Regions from separate parts of the Homo sapiens genome. Here region 2 is linked to region 1. A link is a contact called in ENCODE Hi-C data. All regions are on one chromosome and are shown on one strand. Each heading gives the region's core, a stretch centred on a gene start or an enhancer-like site at or near the end of the contact. The rest is flanking DNA. Distances are from core to core; before and after follow the strand shown. Region 1 overlaps MINDY4 (MINDY lysine 48 deubiquitinase 4). Region 2 holds the start of NPSR1-AS1 (NPSR1 antisense RNA 1).

Region 1 (7,606 bases), core at 1,434-3,933:
CAGGTCCTTCAGTGCCTCCAGGGGCCCACAGATGTGGATGCGCTTCTGAAAATGCACTTCTCAGAACATAGCCCTGCTGATGTATGTCTGTATGTATGTATACACCCATATTCTAGCCCATGTCTCACCACCTTCACTGCCATTTCCCTGATGCAAGCCACCACCAGCTCTCTTCTACTACTGCAGTTGCCTAACTGGTCTCCCTGCCTCCACACTTGCCTTCCTCCTTCCACACTTGAATCTATTCAACACAGCAGCCAGAGGGACCCTATTAAAACACAAGTGAGATCACAGCATGTCTCTGCTCGACCTCCAAAGGCTCCCATATCTCCTAGATGCGGGAGTATCCAAAGTAAAAGCCAATGCATTCAGCAGCTTCCAGGCCCCACATGACCAAGCCCTTGCTTCCTTTCTTGCTTTTTTTCCTCTCTCCCTCATGTAGTCCAGCCTCAATCAGTAACATGCTCCCACTGCAGGGCCTGTGCACAACTGCTGTCGGCATTTGCGTCCAGAGATCAAAGTGCAAGTTCCCTGTCTCCTTTCTGGCCTCCTCTCAAGTGTAACCCTCTCTGGTAGGTTTTCCTGGCTACCTCTTTATAAAATAGCAGCTCTGTCCCCAGGGCTCCCTGTCACTCTTCCATGATTTATTTTTCCCCTTAGCACTTGTAATCCTCAGATATGTTATATATTTCCTTGTTTTGGTGTTATTGTGGGCTGCCTCGTCTCACTGGAAGTGGAAGATCCAAGAGGGCAGGGACTCAATCTGCTTTGTTCACAGCTGACTGGCTGGTGGGTCTGGCACACAGTAGGCCATCGCAGGTGGTGTGCTGGTAAATGTTAACAACTGGCTCTCCAGGGATGGGGACCTTGATTTGCTGCATTTGCCAATCTCCATGGTATAAATATTCTAAACATGACCAATTCCAAGCTACCAATGTGATGTCACTGAATGCAAAGTTAAGAAGGGGCACTAAAAATCAGCATTCGAAGCCAGTACAAGCCATCTTTAACATACTGCTGGTCCTTGCTAAATAGTTGTTGAATAAATTAACTGAATAAATGAGTATGTCTGTGAATTGACAGGGTCTTTTTTTTTTTTTTGAGGGTATGACTCCAGGAATTCAGAGTCTGAAATCAAGTCTACCCAAAACCAAAGGATCTGTAACATGAAGAGCAAGACATCATATGTTGGTTAGTGACATCTGTGATGGAGGCTTTAAGTGAATACAGGAGGAGCATGCCTATTTAAAAAGAAAGCTTTAAACATTAACTACAAGGGAAAACAGAGTTTATGAAAATAACTTTGCTACACCTGCAAAAGCTCAAGTGAGTCATTTCCTTTCTGTTCTCTGGGGCTCTATTTTCCCCGCCTGCCAAATAAAGGGTTTGGATTCTAAGGATCTTTCCAGCACTGACAGTCTATGAAGTTAAGAATGTAAACAAGTCCTAAAGATGCATGTATTCCACCCTGCTTTTTAAAATGCTTAATTTAAAATCTTTTTTAAAAGTCTAAATTAGACTTCAATTGCATGGACTATATCATACTTCAAGGCTGTATTCTGGGAAGATACTCACTTTCTCCAGGACAAAATCCATTTCATGAAATTAATGATGACCCTAAGCTCCATGGACTCACCACAGCAGGCCCCAAAGCTAGACATCCTCCCCTCACCTAAGCCTGCTGCTTCTGGGGATGGCATGGCTGTGGGTTTCCTGTTGCCTTTTCCACACAAGGTCCAGATAAAAAAGAGACAGATGTGACAGTGAGACAGGGGGAAATGTGAAAAACACAAAAAAATCTTTTGAGAGTGGTCAGAAGGGAGATTGAGAGAGTAGATGAATATTTTAAAAACCATAGTGAGACAAAAAAAAAAAAAGTACAGTGCTCCAACAAACAGCTGCCCTCTGTGGCAGGCATAAAAATGACCCCCTCCCTCAACTATGTCCACATCCTAATCCCAGACCCCCTGAATGTGTTCGGTTACATGGCAAGGGGGGATTAAGGTTGCAGATGAAATCAAGGTTGCTAATCAGCTGACCTTGAGATATGCTGAGTGTTCTGGATCAACCAGGTGGGTCCAAGGTAATCACAAAGGTCCTCAAAAGCAGAAGAGGGAGCAGGAAGGGGAAAAGCAGAAAGAAGGCAGCCTGAGCAGGATTCAGCCAACGTCACTGGCTTCAAAGGTGAAGGAAGGGAGCCAAGGAATTCAGGTGGCCTCTTAAACCTGGAAAAGGCAAAGAAACAGATTCTCCCCTAGAGGCTCCAGAAGGAATGCAGCCTGCTGACACCTGGATTGCAGACCAGTGAGACATCCTTCAGACCTCTGACCTCCAGAACCATCAATCTGTGTTTGTCCTCAAGCCACTAAGCTTATGGTAATGCTACACCAGCAACAGGAAACACATGCACCCCTCTATTTGCCTATACTGTCAGGTCATCTGGTCCCTGACCCTGATGGCCTGTGTGACCCTGGAGAGGTCTGTGCCCCTCTCTGGGCCTCAGAACCCTCATTTATACCATAGGCCTTCATATCTTGGTACCCCTGGATCCCACGGCTCCATGGTTGAAGCCATGTGACAGGGCACACATTTGCTCACCAGCCCTGACCCTTAGATGTCAGTGCTGTGGCAACTGCTGTGGGTTGAATTCCTAAGGGAGGATAAAACTCTTCTCAATTCATGACCACAGTTACACCCAGGTTTCTGAAGCTGACTGAGCAAGTAAGTGGCTGGAACTTGTGCAGCCTATGCCTACACCTATTGCTAGATGCCCAGCATGGTGTGTTTTGAGTTAATCTGCAGAAAGCCAACTGTAGGAGTGTCCATGTGGCCATCTGCAGGTCCAGAAACTCACTCTGAGGGGCCCTCAGACAAATGACAGGCCAGCACACCCCAACGGAGGGCTGTGAGCAACACAAGTGAGGTGCCTCCAAAGAACCCACCTTCACAAAGTGCCCCTGAGGAGCCAAGAGGCTTGGAAGACCTAGCCCTGGGGGGTTGTAAGTAAAAATTTCCTCTCCCATGCTCCGTACTACATCTGAAGTTTCCTGAGGGTCTACTCAGGTCAGGTGTGTGGGTGACAGCAAGAGCCACAAATGTGTAGAGAAAGGCCCCCGCCCGCAACACAGCACTCTAGCGAGAGGGAGAGAGAGACGAGGGTTAGAGGACTGCCCAGTCAGGGCCAGAGTCCCCATGGTTCTGAGTGATGGTGAGAGGAACCCAACAAGGGCAGCCCTGACAAGCCAGCGACAAGTGACAGGTGGCCCCAAACAGCCACAACCCCCACAATGGGAGTCCAGGTGACATATTTTCCAAGCATCTCTTGATATCAAAGGGCACAGAAGAAAAACAAAAAATAAACCAGAAAATAGTCCCTTCAGCTCCCGGAGTCAGATCTGAGGAGTGTCAGAGTTAGGAGGGCCTGACTGCACAGATACTCACACCGCCTAACATCTCAGCAGGTTGCATCCTCCACCTGCCCCCTAACCCCACCTGTGCCCCTAGGTGTGACTTCCATGGATTTTCCTGAACCTGATGTTTGGAGGCCCAAAAAGGGCCCCAAGTAGCTCCCTCTCCTCCAGCTTCCTTAGGACAGAGCGGTGGAGCTGGCTCTGTGCATATGGCCAGCTCTGATGCCATCTCACTGCACTTTCCCACGCTTTAGAAGAATTATATGTGCACATGTGTGTCTCCCCTTGAAGAACTCACAGGACCTGGTACACACTAGGACTGAGACCCATGTTTACCAAACTGAATTAAACAAAAAACAAGGGGAAGGGGGCACTGATGGAGGGGAGTTGGGAAGGGCAGGGGATGCAGATATATTTACCATTGGGATTACTTTGGCCCTGGTTTCAAATCAAGAGCACTGTGTAGAGTTGTGTAGTATGTGCACTACACAAAGACGCCTCGCTGAGGCAGTGAGAGAGAGCTGAAATCCAGCCCATATTCCATTTGCCAGTCTGTGTGCCCTTGGATCTGCACCCACCCAGAACCTTGTCAGGTTCCTTGGATTCTCTGTGCCTCAGTTTCCTCATCTGTGAAATGGGGATAATAATTGCTGGGTTGAAGGATGCTTTTTCTCAACTCCCAGTGTTTTCTAGAAGTTTGAAGAAGGCTCTGCTGGTCTGGCCCACCTGGCCATTCTTCCCCTCTTTAATCACTCCACCCTAACGGAGGAAGTGTGAATTATATGACTGATAAATTCCATAAAAAATAAAAGGCATTTAGGCTCAGCTTTACCCTTTTTCCTCTTAGAAGTGGGCTGCTCTTCCACGGGCAGCCCCTCCCCACCATGTATTATATGAGAATACCTGCCCTGGGCCCACGATGGGAGGCTGGCTTGAGCCCAGGAGTTCACAACCAGCCTGGGCAACATAACAAAACCCCGTCTCTACAAAAAATACAAAATATTAGCCAGGTGTGTGGAAATAAGTGCATCTGTGGTCCCACGTACTTAGGAAGCTAAGGTGGGAGGATTGCCTGAGCGTGGAAGGTCAAGGCTGCAGTGAGTTGTGATTGCGCCACTGTGCTCCATCCTAGGTGACAGAATGAGACCCTGTCTCCAAAAAAAAAAAAGCAAACCAAAGACATTTCCAAATAAAAACTAGAAAAAAAAATTTAACATACCTGCTAAAAAAAAATACTAAAGGAAGTTATTCGAGTAAAAAGAAAATATAAATGCCATAATTATTCCAACTAGAATAAAAAATTATCGACTGGATTTAAAGTTCCAAATACATGCTGTTTATCAGAGATAGGCTTTAACTATATACTAGAAGGAAATCTCAGCAAATATCAAAGGATTGCAATCATAAAGAATAATACATATATAAACAATTAAATAAACAATATATATAATATATATATAAATATAAACAAAAAAAACCCTAAATGTATGAAATTAGTAGTACATGCCTAAATAACCCATGGGTTAAAAAAAAAAAAGAAACCACGATGGGAATTAGAAAATATATTAACTAAGTTATACGAATATGTAACGTATTAACTTACGGAATACAGACAAAACATTACTTACAGAGAAATTTGCAGCTTTAAAACATATTACAAAAGAAGAAGGCTGAGAATCAGTAAACTAGAAAATAATAGCAAATTAAACTCAGAGAGAATAGAATGAAGAAAATAATAAAAATAAGAGCAGAGGTCAATGAAATAGAAAACAAACATAAAGCCAAAAGTTTTCTTTGAGTATATTACACAAATGATAAATTCCCAGTGAGACTAGTTAAGAGAGAAAGAACATAAATTACCAATCACAGGAATGAAACAAAGACATAACTACAGATCTCACAAACTTCAAAGTGATAATAAGAGGATAATATAATTATACAATTTTATACCAATAAATTTAAAACACACATATAAAGTGGCCAAACTCTTTGAAAAAATACAACTTGCCAAAACTTACACAAGAAGAAAGTTGAAATTTGAATTAAAAAGTTTTTAATTGAACACATAATTTAACACCTTTCAACTTAATGCACAGAAAATTTCTCCAGTAAATTCTCCCAAATATTTAAGAAAGAAATCACATCAATCTTACACTCACTCTTCAAGGGGATAGAAAAAGAGGGACCACTTCTAGCATAACCTAGGTATCAGCATCTGACAAAGCTGTTGCAAGAAAGGAAATCTGCCAGCCAATCTTCTTCATAAACCTACACACAAAACCCCTACACGAAATATTAATAAGTCAAATCCAATGATATATAAAAAGATAATATATCATAGCCAAGTGGGATTTATTCTTAGGATGTAAGGTTGGTTTAACATTCAGAAATCAATCAATGTAGGAATCATTAAGGCTTATTGTAAAGAATAAAAGTAAGGATAGGATGAAAAATAAAATAAAATAGAAATAATGCCCAAAGGGAGCCTTGTGGGAGCTGATTCATCACTGTATCTCTGGCTTCCCACAAGAAACTCTTAGCCACGTCTGCCTGGCCATGTTGCTGCAGGTATGTTTTGGGACCATCTGCTAAAGCAAGCTTGTCCAACCCGCAGCCCACATGCAGCCCAGGATGGCTTTGAATGCAGCCCAACACAAATTCATAAACTTTCTTAAAACATTGAGTTTTTTTTGCAATTTTTTTTTAGCTCATCAACTATTGTTAGTATATTTTATGCGTGGCACAAGACAATTGTTCTTCCAATGTGGCCCAGGGAAGCCAAAAGGTTGGACACCCCTGTCTAGAGCATTCTTCAGCTTTCCAGGTGTGTGAGCTCTGGCTGAGTTTTCTTCCTGGTTGACCATAACAAACTCTACCTTGCCGGTTACTTCGCAGGCTTGTTCTGAGAGACCAAGGAGACTAAGAAGTTCCCTTCGGAGCCATTAGGGACTAGACAACATGTGAGAGGTGGAGCTTCTTTTTGAAAAGCCGTCACCTTTGCATAGCACACTCACCTGACAGGTGCGGGCTGGCTGCCCTGCCGTTTGAACGCTCTTTCCAGCCTCTCCTGGGTCATCCTGGAATTACCACCAGGCAAGTAGAGCTTCAAGGGCATCCTGTCCGTGTCTGTGCTGCCGTCCACTGCTGGGGTGTCCTCGGAGGGATCCCTCGGCCTGGCCCTGTCCCATGGGGGCAGCCGTTTGCTGGGCAGATGGGGAGGGCTGCTGGCAGTGGTTTTCTGCCTTTCTACGGTCAGTTCACTAAGCTGACCCAGGGAGGTCCTGGAGGGGGAGCTGTTGCTCGAAGCCAGAATGTCCTGTTGGGTGCAGACAAAGAGCTCAGGGACCTTCCGGCTCTCTTCTTGGGGTTGGGTGGAGCTGCTTGACGGTGAGGACCGTCTCAGATAGTGTCTGTGAAAAGAATCCTAAAGGGAGTAAGGACAAAAGCAGTGAGGACCCTTTGAGGGGAGCTGGAAAACAAAGATCCCACTTCAAGCATTTGCCCATGATGTGATGTCTCTCCCAGGAATGTCTTTTCCCACCTCGGACTCTTTCCCTTAAAATCTTGCCTATTATTTAAGGAGCTACTCAAATGCTCCCACCTCTGGGCTTTCAGTGATGCACACCCCGCCTGCTGGAACCTCAGAGCAGGCCTGGGCCTTTCTCTCGCAGCCCTTACAGAGAGCAGGTTCATGCAGCAGGTGAAGCCGTCGCTCCAGTCTGCATCACCACCTACCAACTGTGTCACCTGTGGCAAGCTGCTTAACTTCTCTGTCCCTGATTTCCTCACCTGTAATATAACCAGTCCACAATCCACTACCTGTCATTTCTAAATCCCAAAACCAGGCTGGGCATGGTGGCTCATGCCTGTAATCCTAGCACTTTGGGAGGCCAAGGCGGGTGTATCACTTTAGGTCAGGAATTCGAGACCAGCCTTGCCAATGTGGTGAAACCCCATATCTACTAAAAATACAAAAAAATAGCCAGGCTTGGTGGTGCATGACTGTAATCTCAGCTACTCGGGAGGTGGAAGCAGAACCAATTAAACCCAGGAGGCAGAGATTGCAGTGAGCCGAGATCACACTACTGTACTCCAGCCTGGGCCAGCAAGACAACCATCTCAAAAAAATAAATAAATAAATCCCAAAACCTCTGAAAATGAAAGGTTTTTTAAAATCCTGTGGTAAATTCTTAACT
Region 2 (7,131 bases), core at 2,399-4,898, 4.0 Mb before region 1:
TTTTCTTAAAACAAGACATTGAGCCTCCACTATTTCTCCTCCTCACTCCACTTAAGGGGAAATTTCTTGAGGCATGGTAGCATGTAATTATCATTGCACAAGATCATTGCACAACATGGGGCTCAAACTGACTCTGAATATAAGACATAGACAACTTGTTTTCTCTTTTAAAGGATGCTATTTTCCTAATAAAAAGAATTCACAGAAATGATCTGGGATGTTTAGAAATCCAAGAGAAGGAGAGGAGAGTTCCATTTTCACTTATCCAAGAGGCAGGCTCTTCAAATGTCTTTTTCCCTTTGCCCAAGGAGAGCTAAGGGGTAGCAGGCTGAGATGGAAGTGGTAAATTGTAACAAAAAAATATTTGTTTCTCATCTCATTCTGCTGCAATCAGGTACACGCTTGTACATAGGGAAATGAGGCAGACATAGAGATATGCTGCTCAGATCCCCCTTCAAGAAAGACCTTGCTGTCCAGCTGTGAGGTATATGGTTTGCTGACATCCTCCAGCTGTTAGATTCCTCAGGGTTTGCCTCAGCTTTTTAGCTGGGATCATGCTATTCTTGGTACAACCTCTACCAATGACTAAGTTATAGTAGAAGAGTCTAATCATTTATACCCAACATGGAAATCCTAAAGGATTCCTGAGCTGCCAGAGACTGTCAGGTTAATGTCAGGCTCTGATGGGTCCTCCAGCCCAATCTTACTTCTTCCCTTTGCTTTCACAGGAGTGACTTCTCCCCAGATTTTTGTATACCTGACTCTGTTTCAGCATCCGCTTCCCAAAGAATGCAGTGTGAAGCAGGAGGTAAGGGAGGAAGGGGCCCAAGATCATTTCATTTTCTAGGGGTGGTCTTTGTGGTTGCCTCTGTTGCATAATGTAAGATCTTAGCAAAAATCCCATTTATTCAAAACTAAAGCCAGTGAGAAAGCTACTAGGATGCTAGAAATTACTACGTGATGATGACTGCTATGCTGAGTCTGTCTGTCAAGTAGCCTACATGCCTATGTTTAGGCATCACACTGGCTCCTCTTAGAGGTCTAAGAATCACTGATTCTTTGTAGAGATGTTATTGAGGACATTTTAGTGCTGTTTCATCAAAGTACTGAATATAAAGCTCCGTAGTATCAGTTTTCTTGATCAAGAAACATCTTGCTGTGCATTTCCCTCAAGATTACAACAAATTATATTTAGTCAGTTTTGCCCTTAGTTTTAGCCACTAACTAGGAAGCACAAAATAAAATATGATGGGTTGCAGTAACTTTGCAGTAACTCTAAGCTTAAATTTGACTTTTTTCCTCTGCAGTTATGATTTGATATTTTCCATGCCCTTTCTATTTCATTTCTTATTTTTCATTGTGTTGGGTATGTTCTTACATGCATGGGCAGTACACAGCATGGCTACTGGAGCCCGACTGTGGGATTTTGAATGTTGGCTCTGCTACATGACAGCTGTGCTATCTTGGGCTTGCTACTGACCACACGGAATCCAGGGCTCTTTGTAAAATTGTAATAAGAATGCCTGATTTATAGGGCTACTGTGAAGGTTAAATGAGATAGTTTATGTAAAATGTTTAGTAAAATGCTTGCCCTATAAAACCTGGGTAGCTGTTGTTGGTGCTGATGCAATGAATAGGGCCAATAACTAGACAGAGAGCTGCAAGAACTGGGGATGAGATGGTGTGTCTTAACATAAGTCCTAGACTCCTTGCCAACTTGCTAGAATAATGTTTTCTGCAAAAATTGACACATAAGAAGTAGAGGCTTTCTTTAAACTAGATCTAAAATGAAGACTGGCTATTTTATTTGCTATAATGCATGCCAGCTAATCCAATATATTTGATTAACACACTTGATCAGTCTAATATATTAGATTCTCACTATGGAAACAGTGGTGATTAAATTAACTGATGGCGGATAAGGTGAAAAGAACTAAGCCAATCCTTGAGAGACTAGAACACAAGATAGATTAGTTCAGGGATTGGGCCACTATTTATTAACAGGATTGCTACTTATGGGGCAATTCTGTGTTAGGATAGATGGTCCTGTGCAGGAAATTTGGCATGCCTGGGCTGTGCTTACTAAATGCCAGAAGTAACCCCTGCTGCCCCAGTCTTTGTGATAACTCCAAATATCCCACCATTTCCAAATGCCCCAGGACTGCTTCCTGTGAAGAACTATTGAGGTGTGGAAGGACATCTAGTGGTAGATTGGGAATATGACCCAGCATTTCTAGGTCAGTTTCAGTTTATACCCGCCATGATTATGCCTGTGGCCCTTTCTCTTAAATATGCCATGGTTTTACTTGGCTCATTGGAGATGGCTGATTCCTGGCCTGGGGCTGGGAAAAGGACAAGATAAGCCTGGAACATCATGTTGTGCTGGCAAGTGAGGACATGCCCAAAAATGCTGAGAAACATGTCAACAGAAACACGCACCAAATTGTAGGGCTCTTGCTGACCCCAGTCAGCAATCTAGGCATAAAAAGAAATAACTATGGCAACAAATTATAACCCACAGAATAAAAGAAGAACCTATGATGTAAATTTAAAAATGGGAGAGAAGGGAAATTTCTTCCTTAAAGTAGAGAGACTGCTAATAAGTATAGAAGAAATAATGAAATTAGAAAATCATCATTTGGAAACCTTTATAGCATTGATTCAGACAGGAATCTACACTGTATGGTAAGTGCTGTGAGTGAAAGTTTAAGGAGTATCAGGATGGCTATGTACTCTTAAAATACTTGTCAGTTGCAAAAGGAAAAATAGTATCTTTACAGTGGAGAAATCTGACAATAACATCACTAGTAATGGGACAAATTGATATACTGTGTCTGCTGATACTATATACTAAGAGGAACATAGCATCATTCCTGGTGTATAACTCTCAAAAGCACATAACCTTAATCTATTCAGAAGGAAACATCACACAAACCCAAAGTGAGAGAAACTCCACAAAATATCTAACCTATGCTATTTAAAAATGTTGATGTCATAAGATACAAAGAAAGACCAAGGAACTGTTCTAAGTTAAAGAACACTAAACGTACATGGCAACTGAATACAATACATGATTCGGGGTTTTTTGTGCTAAAAAGGATGTTCTTGGGATAATTGGTGACATTTAAAGCAGGTTTGCTGATTACCTGGGACATTTTTAGATGGATGGATAGGTAGATAGGTAGGTATTATAGATAGACTGATAGAGGAAATGATAAAGCAAATATGAAAAATATTAACATTTCAGGAATATGTGTACAGGGTACATGGGGGTATTTGTACTACTCTTGAAGATTTTCTGTAAACCTGAAATTATGTCAAAACAAGAAGCTAAAAATGAAAAATGTCCTGGTTGGGAAGACACATATGGTTGCTCAACCCATAGGGGAAGAGCTGGCAGAATATGATGGCTGTGACCTCTGCACGGTACTGAAGATATGGGCAACATGTTGAGCAAGGGCTGCTGTTATATTGAGAAGTGAGCTTTAGAATTGTTCAGCAAGTTTCTTCTTGTTCAGACCAGTATAGGCTTTCCTGGTAAGCTACTGTGCAATGTATTTGTTAATTATTAGCTCAGAGAGAGATTCAGCAAGTGGGCTTACATCTGTTCCCATGAAACACCATGAACTTCACACTCTCTGGGGAGGTCTAGGACTCAGAAATATAGATGTTAGTAAGAGCAAACAGACATAACAGATAACACATACAAAGTGCCTACCACATGCTAACCACTGCTGCAGGCACTTTCTATAGAAGAACTAATTTAATCATCACCATAACCCTATGGGGTAGATGATATTTTTACAACCTCCATTTTACAGATGAAGAAACTGAAGCATAGACCTGGTGAGTAACTCACCCAAGTATTAGTATGGAGGGGAGCTGGGATTGAAACACCAGTTATGGTCATTCCAGAGGATGAATGCTCTCTTCACCACTCTCCTCTTCTGCTTCCTGAGGGGCTCTGAGCAATGAAACTCTTCTTTCCAGATTGTGCTTATAAAGCAAACGAGGTGTCCAGGATTAGACCTCTAGAAGAGTCTGAGCTGTTGTACCCCATACTGGGGCAAAGTAAGTTGTTTGTGCTGAGTGGGGAGTGGAGCCAAAGCTCAGAGGAGGCATCGGAAGGTAGGAGCAGATATGCGGAGCAGACTAGCAGAACAGTCGCATGGCCAGAAGAAAGCTGGAGGGTTGGGCCGAGGTTGGGTCACTAGATAGCAGAGTGAGAGGAAGCAATGCCCAGCCTAGTGGGTGGCTGATCAAGGCAGAAACTGGGGGGTCAGTGTAAGAACAGGCTGGGCTTCAGAGCCAGAACTCATACACAAAATATTCTGGATTTATTCCTTGGGAAGGCTGTGTTCCAGTGTGTCTGATAAGGCCTTGGCCTCATCTTTCTGGTGGCACTCACCTTTCCCAAAAAGTAGCTAAGCCTAATCTTTGTCACTAAGGAAGTGGGGAACAAACACTGGCCGACACCTGCATCCCAGGCTGTGTGCTAGGTATTTAACATGTATTATCTTACTTAATGCAATGTTTTGAATAAGTGTACCTGAGCCAAACTGCCTACTGTGCACATATATATTAGGTTGGTGCGAAAGTAATTGCTGTTTTTGCTACTAAAAGTAATGGCAATTACTTTTGCACCAACCTAACAGAAGGAGTGACTATTCAAAGTGTGCACTCAACTTTCAGTTCAGTGAAATTTGGATTGTTTATTGGAGCTTGATGCAATTGTAATTAAATAGAATAATATAATTAGATAATTTTCACTGTAAGTGCAATACAAATATAGGTACTCAAAACACCACAGGTAGTAGAAAAAGCAGGCATGCTCTCATCGAACCAACATGGCAATTTTTGCGTACAACAGGAAGCATCAAACTCAATGAACTATGGAGGCCAGCTCAGGCACAATTATAGACATAATTTCTTAATCATCGTAACTATCTGAAGAAGGCAATCATATAATTTCAGCCTTTTGTGGTTATTGTAGGATTTAATTCAGTAAAGCATATAAAGCATGTGGCTCAGTGCCAGCCACAAGGGAGGCCCTGAATGCATGGCACCTGCTCTGCTCATTTTCTCAAGAGAGAAATGAAGCTTAGTGAATGTAAGTAATATGTCGAAAGCCACAGAAATAACAAATGGCAGAGAGAGGATTTGAATTCAGGTCGCTAGACTTTGTCCTCCATTTTTGTGCAGCTTTCAAACTAAGAATAACTTTTACATATTTTACTGGTTAGAAAATATTTTTTAAAAAAGAAATATATGCCCAGGCACATGAAAATTATATGAAATTCAAATATCTGTGCCATAAAAGAAGTTTTAGTTACACAGCCATGCCTGTTTGCTCATGGCTGCTTTCATGTTACAATGCCAGAGTTGGGTAGTTGACACAGAGATCATAGGACCTGCAAAGCCTAAAATATTTAATATCTGGGCCTTTACAGAGAAATTTGGTTGACCCCTGTCCTAGACCTTAGACCCCTGCTCTTTCCATTATTCTCAAGTGCCGGTGGATCCAGATCGGTTGTGACATTGCTTAATCTCCTGGCATTCTTGGGGAATTATTAAACTGCCATGTAGGTTGCATAAATGCTCCCTGCTGGCTTGAATAGGAGAGTTTTGAAGGTGCCAGATGGGAACAGATTCCTTTCTTTCATCTTAACAAAAATCCAATCTCACTCTCTTTCATGTTCAAGAGCATTTGATTAATTAGGACAGGAAGTAGGGGGGCGGTGGGGAGAACAATCCGAGCTGTTGAGCTGGACTGAGCTGGCAGTTTCAGGTGCTCTCATTTCAGCTTCTCCTCCCCATGTCTAGCAGGCTCCCTGAACTCCCAGCTGAGTGTAATCAGAGGCTGTGTAATTGGAGGGTGAATGCACAGGCTTTATATTCAGAGACCTGTATTTGTACTGTGATTCCCTACTTGCTAGTTGTATGGTTTTGCACAAGTTATTTAACCTCCTTCGGTCTCAGTTTCTGCAGGTCTAACATGGGCATAATGAGAATACCTATGGCTTTGAGTAATTTGGAGGATTAAAAGCAAACATATATGAAAAGATTTTTTTCCCTAAAGAGGTGGCTCAATGAGCATTCAGTAAATACTAGCTATTACTATTATTTTTTTTTTCTGCCTGCTTGTCAGTAGGGAAGGAGCTAAGTTTCTGATCCTAGTTTAAAAGCCCTTAAAGGTGTTTTTAGGACATTTAAAAAAAGTAATACCTGCACATAATACAAAATTCAGGTAGCACAAATAATAAAAATAAGCAGCTCACAAAATGATGTATCCTGGACTGTTCAAGGCAGCAGTATTCATAGTAGCCCTAAACTGGAAATGACCCAAATGCCCACCACTAGTGGAATGAAAAAAGCAACTGTAGTATGTTCACACAGTAGAACACCATTCAATAAGGATAGTAAACTGTCTGCAACTATACGCAGCAATGTTGATGAATCTCCTGAATCTAATGCTGAGCAAAAGAAGTCAGAAACAAAAGCACACATACTGTAAGGTTCTATTTATGTAAAGAATTAAATCATTCTACGTATTTGCTACTTTGTATCCTTGACCTAAATCTCTGCATTCCTCCCTCCCACCCTGACTGACTCTGGTAACCACTGTTTCATGTATTTGTAATGAACAATCCCCAAACAACAAATGTTGGTGAGGATGAGGAGGAATTGAAACCTTTGTACACTGCTGGTGGGAATATAAAACTGTAGTTGCTTAGAATGCTAACCACAGTGTTACCATATGACCCAGCAATTCTGCTTCTAGTTACATACCCAAGAGAAAAAACTGTCCACACAGAAAGTTGTACATGAATGTTTATAGCAGCATTTTATTCCTAAGAGCCAAAAGGTAAAAACCACTGAAATAATCATCAACTGATGAACGGATAAACAAAATGTGCTATATCCATATGATAGAATATTATTTAGCCATAAAAAATGAAATATGGATACGTGCTACAACAAAAATGAACCTTGAAAGTGTTAAGTGAAATAAACCAGTCACAAAAGATAATATATTACATGATTCCATTTATATGAAATGTGGAGAACTGGCAATTTCATAGACATAGGAAGTAGATTGGCAGTTGGCTAGGGTTACGGAGGATGTGAGGT

The links. A loop is a pair of places that touch in the nucleus more often than their neighbours do. Pooled maps may share reads with other maps.
Region 2: a loop to region 1 is called in a map with no recorded cell type, with 19 times the contacts of the local background. The contact joins the promoter of NPSR1-AS1 here to the enhancer-like site in region 1. A Hi-C loop is called at or near these places in 2 of 37 single-sample maps with no recorded cell type and 1 of 50 pooled maps.

What each region holds. Positions count from the first base shown.
Region 1 is chr7:30,790,393-30,797,998 of GRCh38, reverse strand. It overlaps MINDY4 (MINDY lysine 48 deubiquitinase 4), which reads right to left. Exons shown (of 18, transcript NM_032222.3): 5 at 6,425-6,834. It overlaps INMT-MINDY4 (INMT-MINDY4 readthrough (NMD candidate)), which reads right to left. Exons shown (of 20, transcript NR_037598.1): 7 at 6,425-6,834. Among named protein-coding and RNA genes, the nearest start is that of MINDY4, 23 kb to the right of the region's middle. Within about 2 kb of position 2,683, at least 7 of the 41 ENCODE cell types and tissues checked have a DNase peak (open chromatin) inside an H3K27ac peak, as active enhancers do.
Region 2 is chr7:34,754,789-34,761,919 of GRCh38, reverse strand. It overlaps NPSR1-AS1 (NPSR1 antisense RNA 1), which reads left to right and starts at 3,648. Exons shown (of 4, transcript NR_033665.1): 1 at 3,648-3,846. The region is part of intron 2 of NPSR1 (neuropeptide S receptor 1); the gene reads right to left.